2 separate regions of the Mus musculus genome follow, and region 1 is linked to region 2. Evidence: chromatin contacts called from ENCODE Hi-C or POLR2A ChIA-PET data. All regions are on one chromosome and are shown on one strand. The core of a region is the stretch at or near the end of the contact, and the rest is flanking DNA. Distances in the headings are between cores, read along the strand shown. Region 1 has its middle 20 kb from the start of Ccnq. Region 2 has its middle 20 kb from the start of Ccnq.

Region 1 (5,195 bases), core at 2,090-4,589, 41 kb after region 2:
AGGTGTTTCTGACGAGTCTTCAAGTTTGATGTTCCTTTCATAGGACTGCAGTTTGAATAGTTCTGCTCTTTGGTGGAACGTACATTGTTCTTGCCCCCTGCTGTAGGTGATGGACTGTCAGCTTTAATATTCAGAACTCTTGTTACTACTCCAGGCCTGTTCACACAGCGGTGGTTAGGAAAAGAGTTCCCATCAATCAGTCCCCATGCAAGGCTTCACCTCCATCCAATAGGCTTTGCAAAAACAGTGCTGGAGTAGGGAGCTGCTGGCAGTCTCACTGACCCCAGGGCTCCTGCTTGCGTCTGTGTTCTCCTGCACTGTGAACACAGCAGGGGCTGTTTAAATTGTTGGCAGTCTACAGAGAGGGGCTTCCTGCTTAGATTCAGAGCTCAATGCAGATGCCCTACTTATTCTGTCCTGTGACCCAGACTCTGCTCTGAAGTAAAACATTCCTCCCTTGCTGCAAATGAGCTGAAATCAGAGAAACCCGGGGTCAAATTGGCTTAGATAAGTTGGTCCATTATTTTTCACGACTACACACACACGTGTGTCTGTTTTATTATTGCAATGCTGGGTATCAAAACCAAGACTTGCAGATGGTAGGCAGGCAACCTACCACTGAACTACACTCCCAGTTGGTAGTAGTTTTCACAACTGAAGTTCATGAGCTTCAAGTTCTTAATAAACAAATTAGTTATTTCTTTTGTGAGGGCCATGCCATAGTATTCATAGGGGGGGCTAGAGAAGAATTCATGGGAATACTTCTCTCTTTCTAGCACGTAGGGCCTGGGGATCAAGCTTGGGTTGGCCGGCTTACCGTATTGCCCATCCTCCGGAAAGATTTCCAGAGAACATTATGCTGAATTGGATCTTAGAGAACGAACAGGATTTAGCCAGGAGAAAGAATGGGAAATTGTTCTAGAATGCTGGGAATGTTGCAAAGGCGAGAGATTTGAAGGAACAGGCAGGGTGTGTATGTTCTAGGAGTTTCATATTTGTCAAGAGAGAAAGAGTGACAAGAAATGGGAGTTGGTGACCTGGGGCACTGACATGAAGTCCCTGTTGGCGTTCGATTTTTTTTTTTTTTTTTTTACCTAGGTGCATGATGCATGCTTGTAATCCTAGGAATCTGGAGGCTGAGGCTGGAGGATTATGAGCTTCAGGCCAGTCGGAGCTGTATAGTTAACGCCTGTCTCAAAAAAAGAAAAAAGAAAAAAAAAGCACGGCCTGGACGGAATATGATGGGGCACACTCGTGATCACCTAGAGGTGCTCACCAGTTACTTAGTGAGTTCGAGGCCAGCCTGAGCCAAATGGACTAACAGGAATAAGACTGCTCCTTCCTGCTTTCTCTTGTGTTCTTGCCTCCCCTCCCCACACTCACACACACTAGGGGGTACGTCAGACTTCCAGGCATTGGGTTCCCCTGAAAGCTTAGAGCTTCCCCACTTTCCCCCAAGAAACATGAAGCTGGAGCTGAAGGCTCCAAGCTCTTGGCAGAAACAAGACGTGATGAAAAGTGAACAGCTTACAGTGTCATTTTTGATTAATCGCTCCAAAGATTGTCTCACACACACACACACACACACACACACAAATGGAAGATTTGCAGAAAAATCAGTTGTATTGTAAATAGGGTCTTTTAAATAAATGTGAGGGAAGCCTGGTTTTACACACACCTTTAATCTCAACATTTGGGAGGCAGAGGCAGGTGGATCTCTGAGTTCAAGGCCGGCCTGGTCTACAGCATGAATTCCAGGACAGCCCAGGGTTACACAGAGAAACCCTGTCTTGAGAAAAATAAACAAAACAAAAAACAAACACAAAACAAAACCAAAAAAGGTGTTAGTGGGGCGTGGCACTCAGTACCCGACAAGAAGGTGCTGAAGACCTTTCTGTGGTTTCATGACAGAGTAAATAATCCAGGCAGTCAGAGCCTGGAACCTCGACCTGGGGAGATAGATGACTCGCTGTTTTGCCCTCTGGTTACTGCGCAGGACCCTGTGCCCCTGTGCTATTTATTGTACAGTATCTATAGCATCACCAGTCAAGGCTGGAAATTGTTTGCTAGGGGAAACTCTTCCAGGATGGGTGAAGACCAGAAAGACAGGCAGTCACCGATGCCAGTGTTTGCCACTCAATCATACAAAACAGGGCTCATTCCTAGAGACTGTTTCTCCACCCCCTTCCAGTGTGGCTTTTTTCATGTGTTCTTGTCTCCTCTCCCATATAACCAGGTATCTAGCAGCAAAGTCTACTCACAATGCAAGCCACTCAGCAACATCTAATACCGGCCATTGTTAATTAGCTTATGTATGAATTTGTTCCTGCTGATGGGTTTTTGTTTTATTTTGTGGTGGTAGAGGAGGAATTAAACAATTGGGCTTTTGTGTTTGTTTATTTCTTTGAGATCGGGTTTTTCTATGAAGCCCTGGCTTGACCTGGAACTCACTATGTAGACCAAACTGACCTAGAACTCACATAGACCCGCCTGCCTCTGCCTCCTGAAATGCTGGGATTAAAGGCGTGACTACCATGCCTGGCAACAATTGGGGTTTTACATGTTTTTAATGTTTACTTCTTTTGTATGTATAAGTGCTCCTGCCACGTTGTGATCGGAGAATGGCTATGGGACTTCTACTTTCCTTCCTCTGTGTGGGACTGGGAGTAGAACTCAGGTCTCCAGGGTTGGTAGTAAGTACCCTTATCCACTGTAAAGCCTGTTTAGTTTTGAGATGCCCTTGCTGTAAAACTTTGGTGGGCCTGGAATTCTGTATGTAGCCCAGGCTGGTCTGCCTCCGGAGCACTGGGATTACAGGGATGGGTCCTCATCTCTATTATTTTAGACACAAGCGTGCACACACATACGCTGTTAATCATGGACGACATTAGTCCAGGTCCTTTAGCAGAAAGATGTCCAGCCTGAGTGAATATACATCATAAGACATTACAAGGCTTTCTTACTTCACAGGTCTCTCCACCCTGACTTGACCCAGTCTGAGCCTCTTACATTTCTTCCTGGTTTTTATTCATCTCTCACTTGGGGCTTTGTGTTGGACAAAATGTACCAGTTAGGCTGGCTCTGTTTTCGGCGATGACAGGCAAAGGCTGGTGCCTCTCACATGACTTTGGCTGTTGGGGGATGGAGGCGGTGGTGGCTGCTGCTGCTTTAGGTGTCACCTGGGTGGGTGCAGTGGTGTTGAGACAGGTGGATTCTTTCACACGCCATGCGCTTGTGAAGGCGGTTCGTGCCGAAGTGTTTGCTTCATTGCCTTGCAAGCTGTCAGTTGCCTTCTCCCTGCAAAGCTGATTCCCCAGCAGGGATCCTGCTAAACACTGCCTTGGGTGCCTCCCTTCCAACCAAGCCTGTCTCAGATGGCTCTCACTCTCCAGTTCAGAGTCTCTTGTCTAGCCGGAAGCAGGCAGGCAGGCTGCTGTGGCTTCTCTGATAGTCAGGGAGACAGGAAGTGCCTGAAGGCAGAAGATCAACAGTTAGGACAGGAGCTGGCTCTCCGGATCAGAAGGGTAACCAGAGGGTGCCTCCAGGAAACTTTTCTTCATGGTCCCAGGCCACATGTGCTTGCAGCCCTCGTGGGACCACCTATGCCATAGGACCTATGGTGTGGGTGGCTAAAGGGGAGGCTGGTAATCTGAGGAGCATGGGGATGCCAAAGAGTATTCTCAAAGTCTGTTCCATAAACCATTGCTGCCACTGGACCTGCAAAGGCCTGTGTCTCAGGGTGAGCAGCCCCAGCAAGCTCACCTGTCGTCTTGCTTTGTTCAGGTTTGTAAAAGAGTCTGGGATTAAATAAACCAGGAAAACACTAAGTTAATAAAGGGAGACTATTTCTATAGTGACAGATCTCAAATCCATACTTTACTGGAGAACACTGTAAATCCTTAGACAGGTATCCAACCTATTGACATTGAGACCTTGTAGTGTCTTCAGTCTTGGTGGCAAAGCACCATTCCCTCACTGGGCCATCTCGAAGGGCTTCTGGGTTGGGATTCTGAGACTTCAGAGTTAGATGAGCTATTCCCTGAGGGCAGTGGACACAACACAAGGAGGGGGTGGCATTATGGGAAAGTCCTAAGGCTAGGGAAGAGGCTCAAGTATTCCTCTGTCTGTATGAATGAATACATTCTACTCTGCTTCCAGAGACCAAAGAGGCTGCTACACTTGAGGGGTAGAACTGAGCTAGGAGCTCAGGGCCTGGGGACCTAACTCTTGGGTTGAAGGTCAATGGCACAAGTTTTGGTGCCAGGTGAGGCTCCCAGCATCCCTGTTTGAACCTGAAAGTGGATGACTGTCTCTACGTGGCAAGAAGGGATCAACTGGTCTCCTCTTAGATAGGCTGGGGACAAGTACTTCCCGCATAAACAGAAGTCCATACACACTCACCTTCCCACCCACCCCTATGAACTTACTAAAAAGGGGTGACTTAGAAGTGAATTCTTTAAAAAAGCAAAGTTCCAGGAGGAAGCAGAATGTAATCTATGGAAATACACATGAGTGGACTACAGTGAGAAACAAGGAAAGGATCTGCCCGCTCCACCCCCATTCAATGAGGCAGAGATTAATCCCCTGAAATCAAGTGCGTAAATTATACATGGATGGGAACTGGCTAGGGGAATGAGGTGTCTGATAGGGTGCTGATGGAGATGAAAATGAGGCTTGAGAGATCAATTCTGCTCTTGAACCAGCTCCAAGTCCCACTGAAGGCCCTGGCAGAAACACCCTGACTTACCTCACTGGAGCATAGCCGCCAAGCCCTTCAGACACACGCCTTCTAAAGTAATTGCTAATGTTTTGAATGATATTTCTGTGTGTCACTGGGAATAATGAAAAGGCAGTAAAAGTCTGAAGGCCCATATTTTTGCCTTTGAATGGCTGATTGTAAATCAACTCCTGAAAGACAGATAAGAAGTTTTATGGTATGGCTTGTTGCCTGCCGAGGTAAGAGACAGGTGCGGACAAGTCTGGGACAACTGTCACTGGCAATGTGGCCAGTCCTTTATGTCCCTCAGCCTGTCCCTTAGCCAACCTGAACTTACTGATCTTGTAGTTGTCTGCCCACTTAAAACTTAGCTGTTCATTCTGTGAACTGCACACTTGCTGTGTGACACATGCTGTGCTGTATATATATATATATGTATATATATATATATATATATATATATATATATATATACACA
Region 2 (5,200 bases), core at 872-3,371:
CATTCTGCCTCCTGAGTACTGGGATTAAAAGTCTGCTCCACCACTGCCCAATTAAGTCAACTTTTTCTAAGGCCATTTTATTAGCATAGATTAATTATATAAAAAATAATAGTTTCCATTGTGATATCCACTATGTGGCCTAGATTGGCCTTAAACTTGTGACAATCCTCCTGCCTCTGTTTCTCAAGTATTGAAATTATAGGCATGTACAACCACACCTGGCTCTAGTTCAGCTTTTGAGAGGCAGCAGCTTGCAAATACAGGGGTACTCATGAGCTTTCTACATTCAACCTAGAGCCATCAACCCAAGCAGCAGGAGCAGTTTCTGCTATACCACCAGAGCCTTTTCTTCACTGGAGTTTCCAAAGCTACAGACAGAGGTTTAACAGCACAGTCTGATGTTAAAACTGACCTGAGTGTGAATCTTTGCTCTCTGCAAACTATGTGGTCATAAGTTATGACCCTTTCTCACGCCTCAGCTACCTCATTAGTGAGGCAGTGGTAATGCTACCTATGTTCCAGGGTTACTGTGAGGATGCCTTGAGATAATATGCAGAAAGTGACTGATGGAGACTTGGGTACATGGAGGTTGTGCTGAAAATGCTGGTTCATTTTCTCAGTCTGCTAGAAGTAGGGTCAGCTGAGTATTCTTAGAGACTGACAATTGGAATTTTCCACCACACAGCTCAGTACTAGAGTGTTGTGCTCACTCTTGACCAAATTTATAGAATACCTCAGAATACCTCAACAGAAGGAGTTCAGAGGATGACTTCAGCTCACTTCCCTTCCTTCCTTCCTTCCTTCCTTCCTTCCTTCCTTCCTTCCTGTCTTTCTTTTTTCCTTCCTTCCTTCCTTCCTTCCTTCCTTCCTTCCTTTCTCTCTCTCTCTCTCTCTCTCTCTCTCTCTCTCTCTCTCTCTCTCTCTTTCTTTCTTTCCTTCTTTCTTTTTAGCTGATTATTGCTTGTTTGTTTGTTTGCCTATTTATTTTAGACAGGGTCTCCTATAGATCAGGTTGGCTTTAAACTTACTTTGTGTCCAAGTGTAACCTTGGACTACTGATCGTACTGACTCTACCTCCCAAGTGCTCAGATAACAGGCACGTGCCATCATGCCTGGAATAACTTTGGCTTTTGTCATTTCGGCATTATAGATTAAATTCTAAGAAACCGGTTGTTCATCTATATCCGCTTCAGTCCATTGCCCTTAAACCAAACAGAATCTGCTTCACATGGTCATGGTTCCCATTCGTCTCCTTCTGTAGTCTGCGCCTGCCTCTGGCAGGGAAGAGAGAGCAGAGAGCTACTTAAGCTACATATTCTTGAGATTATTTAAACTACATGGTCTCCCCAAATGTGTCTTTAATCCCCTGGTAATTTGTGAAAAGCTGAGGCAGCTACATAAGCATTTTCTGGAGACATGAAGAATACAGCCAAGGAGAATGAAGCTATAAAAGACATTAATTCCAATCCAGTAGGGGCTTGTTAAGTATTTTTTTTTAAGTTATACTGTTTGCAAAATACAAATGCTATGTCAGAACCAGCTTCTGTAGATAACAATGCAATATTTCCTAAGAACCGGAGTCAGAGATTTGGGTTTAGAATGCTTATATATCTATAACTAGGGGCTAGGGTGATGCCTATCAAGAGTGTCTATCACATAAACATGGGAACCTGAGTTTGACCACTAAAATCCATGTAAGAATGCTAGGAATGGTACCACACACTTCTAAGCCCAGCAGTGGGGGTATGAAGACAGGAACATCTCTTGGGCTTGCTAGACAACTAGTCTTCTCCAATAGATGAGCTCCTGTCTAAAATAGAATAACTTGGAAGCCTAGCAGTGGTGGTGCACACCTTTAATCCCAGCACTTGGGAGGCAGAGGCAGGCAGATCTCTCCGAGTTTGAGGCCAGCCTGGTCTACAGAATTAGTTCCAGAATATCCAGGGCTACATAGAGAAACCATGTCTCAAAGAAGACTAAGAGGAAGAAGAGGAGGAGAAGGAGGAGCAACCGAGAGAGACATTGCATTGGCTTTGGCCTCCAAATACATGGGCACAAATCTGTACAGACACATTCCCACATTCCGCATACACACACAGATGAGGGGGTGGGAAAAGGAGTGTATTTTTCCTTTTCAAGTGCTGGATTAAAAGCCTGCACAGCCACCACCACTTGGTTTACTTACAGACTTTTCAAATGTTTAATCTGGTTTCTTTTAGAATCATGAACTTCAAGACACCTTCTGAAATACAATCCAGATAGATTCTAGCCCCAGTCCTTAAAGTTGTGGCATGAAGAGTAAGATAGCCAGGGATGTCTTGAGCAGAACCACAGTCAGAGACCAGGTTCTGGGAGAATTAAGGAAGGCGTGAGGAAGGAGCTGTCCATGTATTTGGTGCTGACAGCTCATCAGGTTGACACCACAAGGCTATAGGCAGAAGTGGCAAAGTAAACAATCTTGGGCTCCTGGGAGAGCTTTCTCCACTGAATTTATGCTTGCTTAAATGAGAATGAGAATGTATATTCTTAGTCATTTTCTCTGGCTAGCACGATGGTGGATGGTGGAGGGGGTAAAAGTGCTTGCAGCAGAACCCTGGCAATCTGAGTTGGATTCTCAGAATCATTGCTTAAAAGAGTCAGCTGAGTTCCTTAAGCTGTCTCTTGACCTTCATGGCATATGCACACCTGCACATGTACTCAATGGAGGAGGGGGGGGGGAGGAGGAGGAGGACAGGGAGGAGGACAGAGAAGAAGAAGGAGGAGGAAGAGGAAGAAAAGAAGATAAGATTATAAAAAGAAGTCATCTTCTCAATGAGCCTTCCTTACCCAGCCTCCCTTTTTTAGAGAAAATTATATTTATTACTTTATTATATGTAAAATACATACAGTTGAAAATGTGTTGCATTCTTCAGTAGTGCATTAAGATGCTTATGTGCATGATCATTGAAGATGTTGTTTGACCACTTTTTGTTTCTCTGAAATTTGTCATACGTTTTGCATCTCAAAGCAATTCTGAATTGCCCACCCTTTTAAAAAATGACACCCTCAGCTGGGTGTGATGGTATAGCCTTTAATCTCAGCACTCAGAAGGCAGAGGCAGGTAAATTTCTGAATTTAATGCCAGCCTGGTCTACAAAGCAAGTTCTAGAGCAGCAAAAACTACACACTGTCTTAAAAACCCTATCTTGGGCTGGAGAGATGGCTCAGCTGTTAAGAGCACTGACTGCTCTTCTGAAGGTCCTGATTTCAAATCCCAGCAACCACATGTTGGCTGACAACCACCTGTTATGAGATCTGACGACCTCTTCTGGTGCGTCTGAAGTCAGCTACAGTGTACTTATGTATAATAATAAATATGGGCCAGAGCAAGCAGGGACTGAGTGAGCAGAGTTGACTGGAGGGAGCAGGGTTGACCAGAGCGAGTTGAGATCCTAAAAAATTCAATTTCCCCCAAACCTCATGAAGGCTCACAATCATCTGTACAGCTACAGTGTATTCACATACATAAAATAAATAAATAAATCTTTAAAAAATACTGTCTTGAAAAACCAAAACCAACCAATTAACCAACAGATAAACATGGCACCTTCTTGAATACCACTGTGCCCTCTTCTCACATCCTTTTCCCTTCTTAGCACTCTCTATCATTACATATGCCATGTATTTCTCCATTGTGTTGGTTTCCACTTGGATATCAGCTGCAGGATGGTGCAAGTTTTCACTTATTTCAGTGCAATAACCCAGATTCAAGATGAGGATGTACTTCATCTGGAAGAGTGCTAACCTAGGAAGCATAAAACTCTGCATTTAATTCCCAGCACTAAACAGAATAGGTGTGGTGGCACATACCTGTAGGCTCAGGAGGTAGAGGCATGTGAGTAAGCTCTAGATTACACTATGTAGTGAGCTCAAGATCAGTCTGGGATACCTAAGACTATCTCTACCATCAAAAAGAAAAGTAGACTTGTACGTGATATGGCATTCCAGGGATGGCTCCAAGGGCACACAACCAGTGCAGTTACATGGGGCTCACTCTTACACTTTGAGTTTAGTACTCTATGGTCACCACTTCGGTATTCATCTGTGTTTCGTAAACAAAATTTGACAGAACAAAGATAATGCATGTGGCGGTTCAGATAAGGACGGCCCCCATTGGCTCCTATGCTTAGTCATCAGGGAGTGACACTATTTGGGAAGAAATAGGACGTGTGACCTTGTTGAAGAAAATGTGTCACCAGGGGTGGGTTTTGAGGTTTCAAAAGCCCAAGCTGGGCCAAGTGGCTTTCTCTTCATGCTGCCTGTGGATCTCAGTTTCTTCTTAAGCACCATGTCTGCATGCTTCCCACAACATACTCAACCTCTGAAACTGTAAGCCAGCCCCAATTAAATACTTTCTTTTATAGGAAAGTTTTGGGTTTATTTGCTACATCCACTCCAGTAGTGACAAGCGTGACAGGCCCCGAAAACCTGGGCGCCATCCCGAGGCGAAAAGTTCATGGAAACTTAGTCTCCTGGAACCGTGGCATCCTGTATAAAGAATGCTCCAATGTCCTTGCTTTAGTTGGTAAACGGATCTGTGTGCTTTCCCTTAATATTGCTTTATTACAAATGCGCCTAAGGATTGATATTTCAAGTTAGATTCTAGGCAGTCCTTGATCGGACCCTGGGCATGGATAGCTAAGTCACTGCCCTACACAGAAATTTACCATTATCTAGGAAGAAGGAAGCTTGTGACCTAAAGAGGAACCAGAGTTGATACTTAGAACTATAGATAACTGAGTTACACCCATACACAAGTATTTACAATGGTCTAGGGGGAAGGTGGACTATACAATAGACTAGAGTAGGAACTATGGCAAGGGCACGAAGCCCTTGCCCCTGGCTTCTAAGATTAAGTGGACCTTAGGTGGAGCTGTTTTTGATCTCAGTTGTTAACATTGAATTTTACCCCAGTTGGTTCCTGCCAGTTCTCCCATGTTTGCATTCCTCTGTTTTGTGTAAGAATCCAGTAACCTCTTTGTACCTTGCCGGTGTGTCACCCAAATTCCCTATTTTCTTCTGTATAAAAAGTTTGATGCTCGATTTGACAAATTACATTCAGATCCACACTCCCTTGTGCTGAGTCTGTCAATTCCCACCAACTCCTTGCCCACCTGCACTAGAGACCCATTCCACACAGACAAGGGACCCAGAGGGTCTG

Evidence for each region. Hi-C counts contacts between places; a loop is a spot of excess contacts on that map. ChIA-PET counts read pairs that join two places held with the same protein, here RNA polymerase II (POLR2A).
Region 1: a loop to region 2 is called in a map of left cerebral cortex, with 2.1 times the contacts of the local background. The contact joins two enhancer-like sites. A Hi-C loop is called at or near these places in 3 of 37 maps with a recorded cell type or tissue (T-helper 2 cell and left cerebral cortex). POLR2A ChIA-PET finds 5 or more read pairs at or near these places in 1 of 5 experiments (Patski).

The regions. Positions count from the first base shown.
Region 1 is chr11:78,768,677-78,773,871 of GRCm38, forward strand. No RefSeq gene overlaps it. Among named protein-coding and RNA genes, the nearest start is that of Ccnq, 20 kb to the left of the region's middle. Within about 2 kb of position 3,340, at least 1 of the 3 ENCODE cell types and tissues checked has a DNase peak (open chromatin) inside an H3K27ac peak, as active enhancers do.
Region 2 is chr11:78,728,663-78,733,862 of GRCm38, forward strand. No RefSeq gene overlaps it. Among named protein-coding and RNA genes, the nearest start is that of Ccnq, 20 kb to the right of the region's middle. Within about 2 kb of position 2,122, at least 1 of the 3 ENCODE cell types and tissues checked has a DNase peak (open chromatin) inside an H3K27ac peak, as active enhancers do.